2 separate regions of the Mus musculus genome follow, and region 1 is linked to region 2. Evidence: chromatin loops called from intact Hi-C (ENCODE). Cell type or tissue: heart. All regions are shown on one strand. Links, peaks and the distances in the headings refer to the core of each region. The heading gives the core; the rest is flanking DNA.

What was found. Peaks named below come from ENCODE experiments on the same cell type or tissue, not always from the same donor. Only the 100,000 strongest peaks of a DNase experiment are listed, where the experiment ranks them.
Region 1: it touches region 2 in a loop (2.9-fold over the local background); 3 of 42 quality-filtered maps call a loop at or near these places.

The regions. Positions count from the first base shown.
Region 1 is chr1:38,763,611-38,772,379 of GRCm38, forward strand. No RefSeq gene overlaps it. Among named protein-coding and RNA genes, the nearest start is that of Lonrf2, 69 kb to the right of the region's middle. In heart, for the core only: CTCF peaks have their summits at 4,450 (motif pointing left) and 6,454 (motif pointing left); a DNase peak (open chromatin) is centred at 3,561; H3K4me3 peaks cover 1,296 bases; H3K27ac peaks cover 3,268 bases; H3K27me3 peaks cover 735 bases.
Region 2 is chr1:38,199,400-38,207,399 of GRCm38, forward strand. It overlaps Aff3 (AF4/FMR2 family, member 3), which reads right to left. Exons shown (of 22, transcript NM_001290814.1): 14 at 5,491-5,692; 15 at 4,412-4,539. Among named protein-coding and RNA genes, the nearest start is that of Gm16150, 16 kb to the right of the region's middle. In heart, for the core only: a CTCF peak has its summit at 3,580 (motif pointing right); DNase peaks (open chromatin) are centred at 632 and 2,592; H3K27ac peaks cover 1,166 bases.

The DNA.
Region 1 (8,769 bases), core at 356-8,355, 560 kb after region 2:
GCTGAGTGTAGGTACAGTCAGCAATGCTGAGCTCTGTCCATGAAATAGGGGGCACTCGGGACTTGGAGGGCAGCTCGCATGTTACAAGCACATCCACATGAATTTGATTCAGAAACCAGATTTTAAAAAGCCAGGTGTGGTGGCATACAGTTATTATCCCAGTGCTGATGAGGTAGAGACAGGAGCCTCCCCATGGCTCGATAGCCAGCTGGCATAGCTTATTGATAAGCTCTGGGCCAATGAGAGAGCCTATCTCAGACGAGCTAGACTGTATTCCGAAGGACAGTGGCATAGCCTAGGTTATCCCTGCCTCCCACATGCAAGTACATCCATGTACATCCATACCTGCACATTCACACACACATACACCTACATGCATGCATGCATGCATACATACATACATACATACATACATACATACATACATACAAGGGGGGCATCTGAACGCTCACAGAGGTTAACACCATGTGATCATAAAGACACCAGTCTTCAAGGCACAGAGAACAGCATGGAACAGAGCCTTGATGTTCAGCCGAGTGTGAGGGAATGAACCCCCATTGCTGAGACAGTCTGTGATAATTCAACATGGCCATCCTCAGAAACCAATGTAACTGCCCATTTTCAAGTTCTGCCTGGGGAGTCCTGGACGGTTTGCCTCTGATCTCAGGGGTAAAGCTACATGAATAGACCAAGAGGTGACTTACGTGCTTCCAGCCTGAAACAGCCCTGGGTCTTTGTGCATTTATCCTCCTTTTCGAGAATCAGGCAGTTCCAGGCTTCCTGGAAGATACTTGTGTCTTAATTGACAGGCTCTAAATAAGCACAAAGCCCCAGGGATCTGATACTCTAAGCACAAAATCCCAAATACTAGATCGTAACCAGATTAAATGCGTATCGGTTACATTGAGCCGTGCCTTATTCAGCTCTGTAATTGCCAGCTGGAAAATCAACGTATCTGACAAAATGACCTAACTTTCACTTACCACTCCTGTGTTCTAAATCATATTGGAAAAACATGCATTAGTAGAATACAGGCCTCTGAACAAATAGAATCAAAGCATGATGTCCTTTGTTTAAGGAACGCGTTCAGAATTAGGGCCATGAGAACATTCCCCATTTCGTGGCAATTTACTCTGATGACTTGATTAAACTCTGCACTCTAATTTTATCTGCAGACATTCTGATTTCTCTGTAATTTGATATGTACTGTGCTGGGTGGAAGCAGAAACATGAATTCCATATCTGAAGTTTTTCTCTCGCGTCACCCCAATAGCCTAAGGCCCGTGAGGACAAAGCTCCTGAAGAAAAGAGCGGCCGTGGACTCCATTTGGTGCGGCTTGTAGGGCCTTTGCCCTTGTGTGCGAATGTCTCCTTGTGGTAAAATAGCACAAAGCTATCTTCCCAATCTGGTTTTGGTGGGCCTTTCCTGTGGGTCTATGCCCCGGGACACAGTGAAAGGCTGTAATGCAGCCCGTCTTTTCTAGTTTACTGCTTTTGACTAAAGTCATAGCATTCCCTCTGACGTAATGGACATCAATTAGACTTTGGCAAAGGAAACACTCTGATAGAATAGATTTAGTTGTGGGAATGGAAACCTCTCCAGGAGACCCTGAAGCAATGATCTGTGGCCTCTCAGAAGGTCAGGGGACAGATGTGGGGCAGACAGGAAGTCCACAGGGATTCCTGAGCTCCAGCAAGCCAAAGCCCGCTTCTCTTGCCACAGTCTTCCTATGCTGTGTCCCAGCCTGCAGGGCCCAAAGAAACCCTAGGCTGAAGCCATTGAGAATCTTAACCTGAGAAAATACCCCTGGGGGCGCAGCCTTGGCTTTTGGGGTTTCTTTGTTGTTGTTGGTGGTGGTGGTGGTGGTGTTGGTGGTTTGGTTTTGGAGACAGGAGACAGGAGACAGGAGACAGGAGACAGGAGACAGGAGACAGGAGACAGGAGACAGGAGACAGGAGACAGGAGACAGGAGACAGGAGACAGGAGACAGGAGACAGGATTTTTCTGTTTAGCCCTGGCTGTCCTGGATCTTATTTCATAGATCAGGTTGGCCTGGTACTCACAAAAATCAGCCCGACTCTGCCTCCCAAGTGCTGGGATTAAATGTGTGTGACGCCACAGCAGCAGGATAGGGACTGTTATATCTAGCTGTACAAATGCCCAGTCAGCGAAAGGATGTTCCGTCCCATTTTATGAGTATCCAAACCTCCTTTTGAATATCCCAAGACTTGGGATATCTGTGTGGGAAATGGCTTCTCTCAACGCAAGCAAGGCCGTCACACACAGACTTGGAGTGGCTACTGGGCTATTGTTACAGTTTCTTGAGGTGCTGAGTTACATGTCAGTAGACTTCAGTCATTTTTCTAGAATGAGTTTGAAAGCAAACAAAATAAAATGGAGAGTCTATCAAAAGTGATTTTGAGTAATTGTATAAGACATAAATGTTATACCACTAGCACCAACAGAATCAAGCGCTTCTTTTTTCTTTCTTCCTTCCTTCCTTTCTTTCTTCCTTTCTTTCTTTCTTTCTTTCTTTCTTTCTTTCTTTCTTTCTTTCTTTCTTCCTTCCTTCCTTCCTTCCTTCCTTCCTTCCTTCCTTCCTTCCTTTTTCTCTTCCTTCCTTCCTTTCCTTTTTTCTTTTAATGAAGCTGCCAACTAAGTTGAAAATCCTTTTCATCCTAGCTGCTGCACAGGAGGATGAATGAGGTGAGCTGAGAGCCCCAGCCGCAGACACCACAGACCCAGCAGACACTTCCCAGTAGCAGCACTCCCTGGGGATGCTATTAGTGTCCTGGGTTCTTGTACAGCGAGGGAGACAGGAGAGACTGATTACTATTCAGATCAGCCTCCAGGCCAAGACTGTCTGGAGCTGGCATCTCAGGTAAGTAAAAGGCAGACACTGTGGGCTCAGCACACCCTACACATACACACACACACACACACACACACACACACACACACACACACACTCCGGAGTTGAAAAGGCACAGCTGCTTCTCCAGTGTGTGTGGCTGATTTCTGGGAAACGCCTCTGGCCAATCCCCTCACCAACAAAATAAAAACAACAAACAAACAAACAAACAAAGCCCCGAAGGATGCATATTTGCTGTTTTGCTCTCTCAGCATCCTTTCCACAGCTACCATTCATGACCCCACCTCTATCAAGAGGTCTTCAAGACCTTTCGCTTGTCTTCTGGGAGAGGGCCTCTTACACTGTGACACTGTCCACCCAACTCATCAGGAAAGAATGGACAGCGGCAGCAAGGTCGCTGGCTCTCAAGGGTCAACACAATCCATCAAGTCATTTAAAGTGAGTCCTTGTCTCATACAAAATCCCATTTCCTTGAGTATCAACCCAGCTTTATCTAAACCTCCATCTTCAAGCTGGCTTGTAGGGAGCAGAAGGGCCGTGGTCCATGGGAGTTCAGCCCCCCTCCCCTCGGGAATGTCGGTCTGTGTAAGACTAAACCGTGCTGTATAAATCTTGTCCAGGAAAAGAAAGGAACGGTTGTGGGAGTAGAGTTACCCCAGCTGCTGGGGCCCCATGCGCATGCGCACAGCCCTGGGAGATCAGAGGGGAGCCAGACCGATTGATTCCTGGCCCACAGCGCCCTGTGTGAAGCAAACCCTCCTCAGATTTCTAAGGTTTCCAGGAGGGCAGGTTGGATGGGAGCCTTGCAGTGCTGAGGAGACTGAAGGATGCATTCTACCATGTGGCTCCAAAGATAAGTTGGGGGCGGCAGACTGGATAACAAGCTAGACTCCCTTCTACTTCTGATAAGATAGAGGGCCTCTGTCTTTGAACGTGTTATTAATACTCTGCTCAGTTCTGTGGCCAGTGGGAGAGCGGTGAGCCCGTTCCTTTCATCAGGGTAGCTAGGGCCTCCCCAGGGCTATGGGAGGGAGGTTATAGACAGAGCCCTGGGCCCACGATACCATTCAACATCTGGCTTCTTTCTTGGGCTCTTGGGAGTTTGTGCCCCCCCCCCTCCAAGCCCCAGCTTAGCCTTGAGGCTTCTGCCACAAATGTCTCCCTTGCTATGTAACCAGGTTTAATAAAACATGGATATTGTATAATAAATACTGCATTTTCATGAATCTGCCCGTGAGATCAAGTGCTGTGCTAGAAAATATTATGAAATATGTATCACAATCTCTTACAGCCTCCTCCGAGCATTTTATATAAATCGCTACCTGTCAGAAGGGTTTGTGGAGAGAATCGGGGACTCCATGGAAGGCCCACAGCTTTTCTCTGTTGCTATGAGATATTAATATATTAGCATAACGTTTTTAAAAATGCAAATCCGCCCCTGGTATTCATACACTCTGAGTGGCACCCTAAGAAACACGCCTTCCATCCACTTGAGCAATCACCGCTCCTGGCCCCAGCCCCGCTCCCTGCAAGACCCCTTGCCAAGCAGCAGCCAAAATCTGCTCGACAGTGCCCTCTACTGGCGGGGAATAAGAACTTGCTTCCTCCGCTGCGAGGCTCCTCTTTTTTAAAAGGGTCAGGATCACTTTCTCTGCATCTTCTCTCTCCTTACCTCGCCTTGTCTTCAAGTGAAAGAACTTGTTCTTTAGACCTAGTTAAGGGTGTCACGGACCCTCCTCCTCACACACGCCCGTATGCATCCCCTCTACATGCCCCCTTTTTGCTTTCTTGTGACTCGCTTGAGTTTTTCTGGGAAAACTCTTACCCATTTTCCAGCCTTTTCCCTTCCATTTAGAAGCCAAATACCAACAACAAACCCCAGGATTTTTTTTTTAATGCAAATTTTGTGTTGGTGATGTGAGAGTGCGCAGAGCATGTGCCTGTCTTTTGCCGCGGAGGGAAAAGCAGCATTGCTTCGGTGCCCTCCATATCTGAAGCTCTGGAAAGTTCCTAAAGAAGGTTTTTTTTCCTCCTCATTCTGCTTCTGAAGTGAAACCAACCCACAGCATTGGATGGAGATGCACTTTTGAATATACTGCTGTACTCAACCCGATTATTTTTCTGCTGACCTCCATAACAAAACCTGCTTTGCTGACGCTCTGGCCTAACTCACTGAGAACAGGGCATCCAGCTGTTTGCTAACTGTTCTAAAATGTTGCAAGTTACAATGTATTCCTGGTGTTCTGTCCACATGTGGCAAATTGTGATCTGAGTACTACCCAGTTCTCTGCTGAGGCCCACAGGTTTAGGGCCTCTCTGTGAACCCCCTGAGTTCTTCCTGGCTTTACTCCTAAGCCAGGACCTGACACAGAAGCCTGGTCTTTGCTCGGTGAAACCAGCATTGTGTTGAGTGTGAACCAACTGTGTTGCCCACATCACGGCTCCCTCAAACCTTTCTGTCTGGATGTTGAGTATGGATAGTCCATGAGAGCTGTCTCACAGATTTTCATCTTCATGTGCATGACAATCACACCCTGAGACTAGCAGGGGACTCAGTGAGCCGTCTCCCATTCTCAGGTGAAGGGTTCCAAAGTTCCATTCCAGACAATTCTACTAGAATCCAAGGAGTACTTCAGATTACCTGGTGATGAAGCCACTATCCCTGTCCTGTTCTTCGTCCCTCCCCCAGTTCTACAGGACACCGAATCGCTGAGGAAGTTACACCCTCCTCAGCCTTTGCCCTGCAATGGACGCGGAATGCTGCTAAACTAGGAGGGTGTCTCCTCAGAGCAGAACCTGCCAGCATGACTGTGGTGTGGGTTCATTCTGCTTTGATGGGCACCCAAACTAGACATTTGTGGGGGGGGCAAGCCTCTAGGTCTTCCATTCATACATATTTCCATGAAAACAGTGGATGAATCTTGATGGCTATTCAAGAATGAGAGTAGTTTATCATCTGGGTAACTTAAATGCAACTATACAGAAATGCGTATATATACTATATATATGGTTATATGTAAGGGTATGTATATATATATATATATATATATATACATATATATATATATGTGTATATATATATATATATATAAAACCAATAAGATATGTATACCATCTATATGGCCAGTAAGATATATATGTGTGTGTGTGTGTGTATGTGTGTGTGTGTGTGTGTGTGTGTGTGTGTGTATGGCATCTTATATATATGATGTGTGTGTGTATCTGTGATGTGATTTTTTTGGCAACTGTATTACATGATATTACATAGATAACATCCTGTCATCATGTCAGAAAGTTGGGCCCACTTGGTAGGCAATACAGAGACATTCTAACAGTAATGTTTAATTACTCACATTATCAAGCACGGGATCATCTTTAACTGCATGGGGAGAAGAAAACCCACCATCCCCTAGACCATTTTTTTCTCTCTAGATTTTCCTATCCTAAAATTTTGCATAGAGAAATCATTTCTAGAATCAAAGTTGAGCTTCAGAAATTTGTTGACCCGACGATGGAGAAAGCTTAGCTCCTTTCAAAGCTCTGGAAACTACCTTTCTCTGTTTGGAATGTGGCGCCCCCTACAGGCTGCCCAGCTCTGATCATCCCTGAGACCTGGCTCTGATTCTGAGCTTGGGGCTGACCTGCTATGGAAACTAGCTAGGAGGTTCAGTTCCAGCCTTTTGTAGAGAAAAGTATTCTGAAGAGGTCAGAGCTGAAAAGGAGACCCCCACAGGGCCGAACAGGCTGCTTGGCTCTCTCCAGGCAGTGCCCTGCGGGAAATTCACTGCCTAGCTATTTCCTGTTTCAAATGATGAGCCACAAAGGAACCACGCAGCCTTTTGGATGGCGTGGTTATGCGCTCAGCTCCCCAGGAACCAGAGCACGGTGACCCTTTGTAAAGAACAAGGTGGCAAGAGAAAGGAAGGGGAGTCCTTTGGGCATCCACTCTTGTGTCCTCTATTCTGCAGAGAGCTTTTTGGGGTGTGGGGCACACAAGTAAGCAAATGCCTTGCAAGCCTGAGTCTTTTTACAAATGTGTCCCGGTTCTTTAGGCTTGGGATAGTATAAGGCATGAGTTACTTCACCTTAAGCAGAAAACTCACTTTCCAGGCTCCATCCAGGTTCACCTGAGGGAAGCTGGGGACCTCCCTGCTTCCTCTCTCCCTTCTGGAAAAGTCCATATTGACATCCTTCATCATCACAGGGCACAATTAGCCCAGAGATGTAGGAGACCATGACCATAGAGAGCATGAAAAAAAGATGATTGGCTTTCTGGAGACAGAGGTAGCTTAGGTGTGGAGAGGCAAGCAGGCCTTTATGCTTTGGAGACAAAGCGTGCCTTTTAGCAAGGCTCGGTCTACTTGCTATAAGTAGGCCAGGGAAGGCCCGACCTCACATCTGGCAAAGCCATCTGGGCAGAAGAGACTGGTGAATGAGTGTTCTGGCAGCTCCCTCTGGAATGTAGGTTTTATTTTCTTCCCATTTAATCTTACCAGAGGTTTGTCAATCCTACCCTGAGCACTGAAGAGGGAAATGCTACCTTTATGAGCCAACATAGGATAAGTAGAAAAATCTACACTTCTTTTCTTAAATTCTATCACTTCCCCTGATTCTTTGGAAGAATCAACTCTGCCCTAAGCCAGGAGTGTGTCTTACAACCGCCTAGTGTAATTATGAGTGGCTTTGCAAACATTCTTTGAAACCACAGGTTCTTAAAGACTCCTAACACTGGGGGCCTCTTCTCAGAAGTAATACAAGGAGCCCACGCATGAGGTGATGAATCTGATCCCAAACAGTGTGTCAACCACCCTGCCCCCAGGTAATATTTGTGGGTGCATTAAAAAAATCTCTATGTCCCCCACGATGGATACATGTACAAATGCATGCATCGGAGGCTCAGAGACTGTTGAGGAAGAGGGAAGGGAGAAGAAAGTTTGTAAGAGCCAGGGGACCAGAAGATGGCTGTGAGGTTTTTGTCTCCTAAAAACATCAGGGAAGCTGATCACCCAAAATATGTCAACAGTACCACGGCTTAATTAAGACCCGAACAAGCAATGAGACCAATAGAAACTTCATGGGAGCCCACCCACCCCTGGACAAAAACAAAACAAAACAAAGCAAACAAACAAAAACCCTAAAGAGAAGCAAGGAATAACGGGGGGGGGGGGGGGGGGGGAGACGACTTCCAATTGATTATCCAATACCATGTGATCAGCTCTGAAACCATGTCCATGCAAACAAGCCTGAATGGACTCAGAAGGATATATTTATATATTTAAACAGACACACAGACACACACATATGTATGTATACACACAGATACATAAGACATACACATATGTGTGTATACACACATGTATGTACACATACATGTGTGTATGTACACATACATACATAAACATACTTATGTACATGTACACACATGTATGTATACATATGTGTGTATACTCACACATCACAATAACAACATTTAAAAAGATTTTGAGAGGGAACAAGAAGGTCAGAGGTAGCACATGGGACAGAAACTGGAGGAAGAAGGGAGAAGGAAAAATGAAGTTATATTTTAATAAAAAAATGTTAGGAATAATGAAAAAAAGAATCTCACCTCTGTCCATGCCTGAGCCAAGCTGAGTCTAAGACTGCTTTAAAAGCCATCACATGTGCACCTCCTTCTTCAGTGTCCTCTGGCTATACAAACAACCTTCCTACTCTGGTTTGGAGCAGTAGCCAGTGGTTATCCTTTCATAATCCCATGGGTCGGCCAGCCTCCCATGGGCAGCTCCTCCTCTGCAGTTACAGTAGACGGTGGTGGGGCTGGAGCATTCTAAAGCCTTCTTCACTCCCTTGCGAGGAGGATTAGCAGAAAATGGATGGTATGTCCCTGCTATGCTGTTTT
Region 2 (8,000 bases), core at 1-8,000:
CATCTCACTGCTGTTCTTCTCTGCGTTGGATGTTTCAGCAATCGATTTTAGCAGGGCCTGAAGGTTTCAGTAAGAGAAGGATGTATCCTTTTCCTTCCATCCGACCTTTCTGTTTTTCCATCCATCAGAATAAAGTAGGGACCCAACCTGAATATGCAATGGAAACAGTTCCCTAAGAACAAAAAGGTGGGGTCCAGCTTTGCTGCAGCAAGGTCTCCCTCAGGACAGCAGTGCTGTGGAAAGGTCCCCAGAGTGCCCTGCCTATGACAATAGGGCCTATGCAGACATTCTACTTGTTTCCTTTGATTAAGTCATGCTGTGGGAGATTCACCCTCTCATATGCAGGAATCTTCCCTTCCTCTATAAAATTAAAATCCTTTTAGCTAGGAGAGTGCGCCATGTAATTACCTTACACATGGTAAGCCCCAGTCCCTTCCTGCCATTCACACTTACCATGCTCACGGCCTTCAGTACTGCGTGTTCCAGGGAGCCCTCATTCAGCTCAGGAGGGATAGCTAGCTCTGCTTCTGCTCCTGGCATCATGGGGACAGATGGGACATTTGGTAGATGGGCTGGGTGCTCTGGTCGTGACCGCCTCTTCCATGGAAATACGGGCAGAGGACAGTACATCCTTCAGAGAGCAGCAGGCAGTGCTGGCCTCCAGCCCCACTGGCTTCTAACACAGCAATACGGCTGGCAGGAGCCGGGCTTCATTCCTAGCCAAGCCTTTCACCATGTAGCTCCATGAATTCAGTATTTCTGGACTGAGGCTTCCCATGCCATATCTCTCTCAATTCTCCCCGGCCAAAGCTCCCTGTCACTAATTACAACACCAAATAATACACAGCTCGCTGCTTTGCACTAATAAGACCAGCATCTAAGCTGCGGGTTGAACCAAGCACCGCCGCTCCTTGATATAAATTCTCGGATCCTGTCTTTTCAAAGAAAAGTCTGTTTTCCACCTTCCTCCTGAGGCTGTGGAGTAGTAATTGTCCCTGCTTTTCATGCTTTTGTGGAATGTCAGGGGAGGAGGGGCTGTCAGACTGCTGCTAGTCTGCGCCTGCAGCTTACCAAGAGCAAGCCGACCTTGATTCAGGTTCTAAAATAAGAGCTAACCCCTTCAGTTCATTTGCATCCTCAGAGCACTAACTGCTGCTTAATTGGTAAGAAACATAGGAAGTGAGGTGTGGAAGGCATGAATCTAAGCGCTCTTTCATGCAAGTTTATGGGAAAAGAAAGAAAGATGGAAAGATCCAGGCCCTCCCCTGGGAAAGGTATTTATAAGTCAGCTATATTTATTCAGCACCCATTCTTGACAGCCTGGTGGCTTCAGTTGTCTGAATTGTATGTTTATTCAACCATTAACAGTATTTATAATACAAAAGGATGAATTTCCTTTTTTAAAAAAAGCTATGTGCAGGGGAGTCGTCCCCCTCTGTGGAGAAGGGGAGAAGGGTGGAGGAGGTCTGGTGAGAGCCAGGACCCAGAGGAGAGGGAGAGGGGAAGATGTGACTGGGTTGCAAAGTAAATAACTAAATCAAGGAATGAAACAAACTAACTAAGCCAGAGTGTGGCACCTGTTACTTTTTGGATCTTTCTAGTTGTTTCCTATCAGCTTCTCAGTGGCTCTGCCCTAATGATCTGGCACCCTCCCTTTCTTCTCCTGGCAGCTTTTCTGTTCATCTCAGGCCCCATTGATGCCCCAGTGAAGATAAGCCAAAGAAAGTGGAAGGGGCTGAGGACCTTCTTGACCAGGAAGCTGCCAGGGCAGAAAATGTCAGGTAAAAGAGGAAGAAAAGGAAGTGAGAGAGGAGGAAAAGGAAGTGAGAGGAGGGAAGGAAAAGAGGAGGAAAAAATCCAATGGGAAAGGGGAGGGCAGGAAGGGTTTATTTGCATCACTCGCCTAGGGATGGTACTGCCCATAGTGGGCTGGGCTCCTACACCAACGGACACTCAAGAGAACGCCCCATAAACATAGCCTCAGGCCATTTCTTATGGAGACAGTTGCTTAACTGAGGTTTCCTCTTCCCAGATGTGTCAAGTTAGAACTAATTATGACAGAAGGGAAGGAAGAACGGGGGATGTGGGAGTACACATGAAGGGGGAAGAAGAGGAAAAGCTGATGGGAACTAAGATAAGGAACTAAGAGGGAAGAGAAGGGGCGGGAAGAGGAGCAGGTGTGACCATAGTCACAGTAGTGGTGGTTGTATTGGTCCACCATGGGCTTCTCTCCTCTGACTCTGGAGAATAACAGAATGAACTCATCAGTATATCCTGGCTGTTGCCTGTACCTGGCACATAGTAGGTGCTTTGTATATAGCAGCTGGGTGTGTAAGACATTTTGCATGTTAGGTGACTTTGGTCTCTCGAGGGACAGCTATTTTCATGGCTTAAAGGGAGAGACAATGTTGGTTCTTGGCCTTTCGAGTTTTTAGACTCTTCCCACAGCTTTCTTAGGCCAGTGGCTGTTTCTGTTGTGTGTTTATTTTTCTAACAGAGATTGCAAATCATTTGGGGGTAAGTGGACACTCCTCTCCATGCAGGGGGGTGTGGAAGAGTGCTTTTCCATTTCATTCTACCATATCCCTAAGAGAACAAACAGTCCCAGCACAGGCAACAGCCAGAGCTACACGGCCTGCCAACAGGCTCAGCCTCTTCACTGGTACAGACAAGGAATATAACGAGAAACATTTCCACTCATAAAAAGTTCTAGAAACTTCACATATTGGGCTGCTCTTTCTGACTCAGCCCTCTATTTTGACCACTGGGGAAGTCATTAAACTTATTTTCTCATACATACTTGTTTTTTCTTCTTATCTTTACTATGCTCCCCATATCATCTACTAGAAATATTTGGTGTTTTGGGCACCCCAGTGCCTAACACTTCTGTTACCAGCTATGAGTCGAAACCACAAATGCTACGATCACCTTAATTATCACTCTAATTGTGTCTGTTTTCAAAAATGACTAAAATTCACAGGGACAATTTCCACACAAAGTCCGAGAGAGACCACCTGACTGCCGTCCCAAGGGCCAATGAGCTCAGCAAAGGGAAAGCGACTAAAGTGGGTGCTGGAGCAGCTGAGGGGACGGGAGGGGAAGGCTGCATGCAGGGAGCTGGCACGCAGTTCCAGTAACCAGATGAGGAAGGGAGACCTCCCTCGCTCCCCAGATTCAGTTACCTTAGCACGTGATTTTTAAATGACACATCTGGCTTCCAACCCTAGAACTCTGTGCCCTGGTTAATGTATAAAAGTCTAATTAATACGTAAAAGATTACTACTCGACTTAGGTCTGACAGAGAAGCAGGCAACACATTCTATACTTGGGTGAGGATGAGGGAGGGCTGTCAAACAGTGAGCAGGGCTGTGATCCCAGCAGGGTGCCTGGGGTTCCCCAGATGTTGCTGCTTGTGTGGCACCCCAAACGAGGGAGGCAGTCATCACTGGTATTATTGATCTTTCTGAGAACGGGCTGGGATATCTTGAGAGCACGTTATAGTCTGACTTTCAGAGGGCTTTTGGCTTATAGTCTGTCACTGCAGTTGAACTGTAAGCCACCGGAGGGCAGGAATCTCCTGCCTGCTGTTTCTGGAGACTTCATTTATCCTGCCACATGTGGACATGCATTGTACTGCATGCTTTTGGGTCAGCTAACAACTGAAGGCAGGATTCAAGCTGAACTCATGAAACTCCACCTTCTGCCTCCTTGACACCTGCTTTCTCCCTGGAACACTAAATTATCTTCAGTCTCCAGAGCATGGCTGGCCAGTCTTCTTACTCACCTTCCACTCCTTTCTCCTTGCGAGCTGGTGCTGGCTATGGGAGATGCATTCAGGTTTTAGCAGTAGAAGTGGACAGATGATGTGGGGTTGGTTGTTCTGTATCAGGCCTGTTTACGCTGTTACAAAGAACCCACATCTTGCCAGAAAACAGCATTCAGGGGTAAATCAACATTATTCTTTGGCCATCCTAAGAAGCACTTTTGGTTCTGTAAATCTGATATCCCTTAATCCATATCCTTAGAAATAAGACTCACCGGGGGCTGGACAGAGAGCTGAGCAGTTAAGAGTATACCCTGCTCTTGCAAAGGGCTTGCGTTTGGTCTCAGAACCCACATTGGGCGAGCGATCCACGAATACCCACACTCATGGACACATACCCAGACAGATACATACATAATTAAAGAAGAAATAGGCCCATCAGTTCAGTTTGCCTCAGTTTCTTGAGGCCTTGGGTGCTAAACCCATTATCCCTGGTGATCCTGTTTACCCAGGGGTGGCCACAAAGTTAGGGCTTCCTTTGAGAAGGACATTTAAGTGACCGTATCGTGCAAGGGCAAATAGCCACATCAAAAATGGGAGGCAGCGATCTTTTTCTACGTCCTTCCCCCTCACCATATTAAAACTTACATGTCATCGAAGATCAGTTTCTGTCTCTTGCAGTCCCTGTGGCCATTGGAACCTGGAGACCATGGCTCCGTCTGGGGCCGTGACTTGCTATGGAGGGTGCCATTTTCAGAACTGTTGTGAGATGCCTTCTAAATAAAAAATGAGACAGAAGCCACTGAGGCATGGCTACTTGGCCGAGAGAGCGACAGATACCTTTTAACCCAGAGAATATCACTCTGCTCTGTACTAGACATGATGGTGATTTTGTTTCAATAAAGAAAAAGTAACAGGTTGTGTATTTTTTTATCCAAAATACTGGGGACCACAAGTGATTTTTTTTGGGAGGTAGAACCCAAGTCTAAGTATGAAACTCGTCTGTTTTTCTCCCCACGCATGTAGTGATTAGATATACATTAAAACAATTGTATGCTGTATGTTTTAAAACAGTTTTGTGAATCTATCCTAGGAGGAAGTCAGGTGTGGAATGACCCGATTGCAGAATTAGAATTATGTTGGTGTTCAGCAAGTTTCAGATCTTGGAACCCTGTGGCTTAGGGATGCTCAGCCTGTGCATGTCTAGGGATCAAGCTGAGGACTTCTGCACCGTTGTCAATTCTGTTCTCACGGTAATATAAAAAAGGGTGTCTTATGCTCCTTCCATGGATGGGAGAAAAGACTGGGTGGGTTAGGCAACTTTCTCAAGTTCAAATAGTAACCATGGGTGGAGGACCTGGGCTTGTATTTTTCCCAATTTAGATACATAACAGAATCATATGGAAGCCTGCTAAAACAGATCGCTGACTTAGCTTCTCCTTTAGTAGATCTAGGGTAGGGTTTAAGGATTCTCTCTCTCTCCCCCCCCCTCTCTCTGTGTTTCCCTGTCTGTGTCTCTCTGTCTGTCTCTGTCTCTGTCTCTCTCCAGATAAGGTCTTAATATATAAATCTGGGCTGATTTTGAACTACCTCAGCCTGCTGAATGCTAGGATCACAGGTGTGTGCTGCTGCCACAGTCCCCGTGAGAATCTGGATTTCTAGGCTAGGGACAGAGTGGCGGGCTCAGTTTCACTGGGTTTATTTAGAAAGAAAGGGCCTTGACAAACCGTGAGGTCCCCAGCAATCGTCTGCAGCTGACTCTCAGCCTTTGGCTCTTTGTTGGAAGACGCTGAAGTCAACAACCCGTTGCCGTGAGGTCGGCTGGAAGAAGTCAGGTCCTCGCTGGCGTATTTGTGTTTACATGTGTCTGAGAGTGGCGAAGTGGGCGACCGGAGCATCTTTTCATTTTTGTTTATTGGTATTGCCAAGCTGAAAAGAGAAACAGCAACGGAGCGTCCCAGTCTGCACAGGGAAGAGAGGCCGTGCTTCTTGTACTGCCCAGCCTCTCACTTAACATCTGTTGGCAGGAAGAAGTTTCTTGGGAATTACTTTGGAGAAGTGACTTTATGGCACCAGGATCACAGTAAACAATAAACAGAGCTCATGCTTGGTTTCTTTACTTTATCGGGACGCCCAGTAATCTGGAGCTCCTGCCAATGAAGGACTGAGAAGAGTAACATGTTCACACTCCCAGTGCTCCATCAAGGGGTCTACAAATACTGAATAAGTGAGCTGTTCCTCACGAGCCTGAGTAGCTGGGAAAAGCCAAGCAACAGTCAACAGCAGTAAGCTGTACTCAGTTTCTTAGAGGATCCCCGCCGGCCAGCGACTGAGTCTGTAGGATACAGTCACAGAACATCAGGGTGACTCCAAGGCCTGAAGCCACCTTCCAACCACTGAGTGTCTGAATTCACCAGGCACCGATCAGAATAAACACACAACAAAGCAACTGGTACCTGAAACCACAATTTCTGATCCTCAGCTCTTACTTTTTACCTTAAAGACGATTGTCTAGTCTTAAACAGAATTTCTCCAAATCAACCATCAGAGAAGACAGACAGACTGACACTAAAGTCTTACCGTGCCTACGATGATGCTTCCTGCTGGGGAGCTATGTGTTTTGCATTAGGAAGAAGAATTGTTTGTGAAGGATGTGGTATCCCGAAAGAGTCAATCACTGCTAACCAAAGATGCCCATAGAGTCACCTAATACAATTTACACAACAGAACAGTAAAACCAATGAAGGTTTAGCCGGTGACTCCTGGGGTTACGATGAGTTAATTGTATGTGTTGGTTATCAGAGCAAACAAGCCATTAAGTCACTTCAAAAGCAATTTCCTTAGCTAGTAGTCACAGTGGGGACCTTAAGCACTATCCTCTAAATTAAACAGCAAAGTTCTTTAACATCATGCAAATAGATGCGTGTGGAGACAGAATTTCTGGTTCTAAAAAGTTCTCAGTCTATAACATGTTATAGACAACTGTTCTGGGTGAGTCTCAAGTAGTGTCTGCTGAAGGGAAGGATGCTGATGTTAAGGATAGAGGTTGGAAGGCCTGAAAGCCACCGTTTCTTGACATGGGAGTGCAAAACCCTGCTTCTAAGCATCTATAATTTTACATTCTTTAATGTGTCATGAAGAACAGACTATGACATTAGGTATCATCATGGGTATATCTGATTGTTCCCTCTCCGTCTTTGCGAGTTTACACAGAGGATCTAAGAAGCATCCTCTGGAGAGCTCCCTGGGTGATCAGCTCTCCTCTCCTGAGGTGGTGAAACTTGGCGGACCTGTGAGAGAAGCACAATCCCCAGAGCTTCAGGGACCACCTTTCCCAGCGAGACCACTACCTGTTTGCTCACATTGTTTCCCTACTTAGTTTGCTCACACTGTATTGCTAGGTGTTCCCACTCACAATTGTGTTGCTACTTAGTGTCAGCAAAGCAATCAGATACAGAGGCTCTGCCAGACAGTGTGAGGGCAAGAATTTTAAACTCCAGGTCCACAACTTTGGATGGCAGAGAGGGTTCCATGTCACCATCCCTCTCAAACATCTCAGCTCTCTTTGGAACATCTCCTTTAGTTCCAAGCAAGGGCAAGGATAGGAAGAACAGTTAAGCTGGAGTCAACCTTAGCAACACCCGCACTTGTGCCTCAGCAGAAACCACTGTGCTTTCTTGAAATACCACAGTTGTTGCAGACACCTTGAAATATCATTGGTGCTCATAGCTATGCAGTGGTTATAACAGTCACTAGATAGGAAGGTTATTTAATGCACTCACAAATGCACATAAAACATATTGCACATTAAAGAGAACCATTTCGGGGGGCAGGGTCCCTCCATTCCCATTGCCCTAGTCCTTCAGAATGCACAGAGGACTGTGGGAGCACTGAGGATCTGCTTCCTCCTGTGCAGGGCTTCAGCCTCCTCAAGGTGATCCCCACAGCACCGTGGCCTGTGCGCCTCTGCTCACCAATCTCATCTTTGACTCTCAGCGCTGCTCTACATCTTCCCCAACCTTTCAGTTTACATTTTTATGTGCTGTGCAGAACCATTAATCTCCTCTTTAAAGCCCTCTATGTATAGTCAGGGAGAGCGAGAGGTGTCTCAGCAGAGGAACAGCGGGGTCTGGGCTGAGGTGCTTCTAAATGGAAAAGCCTCTATGACAGAAGCTAAGCTACTTGCTTTAATGAATACCTGGGACCTTGCCTTGCTGGAGGACCATTTATCACAGAG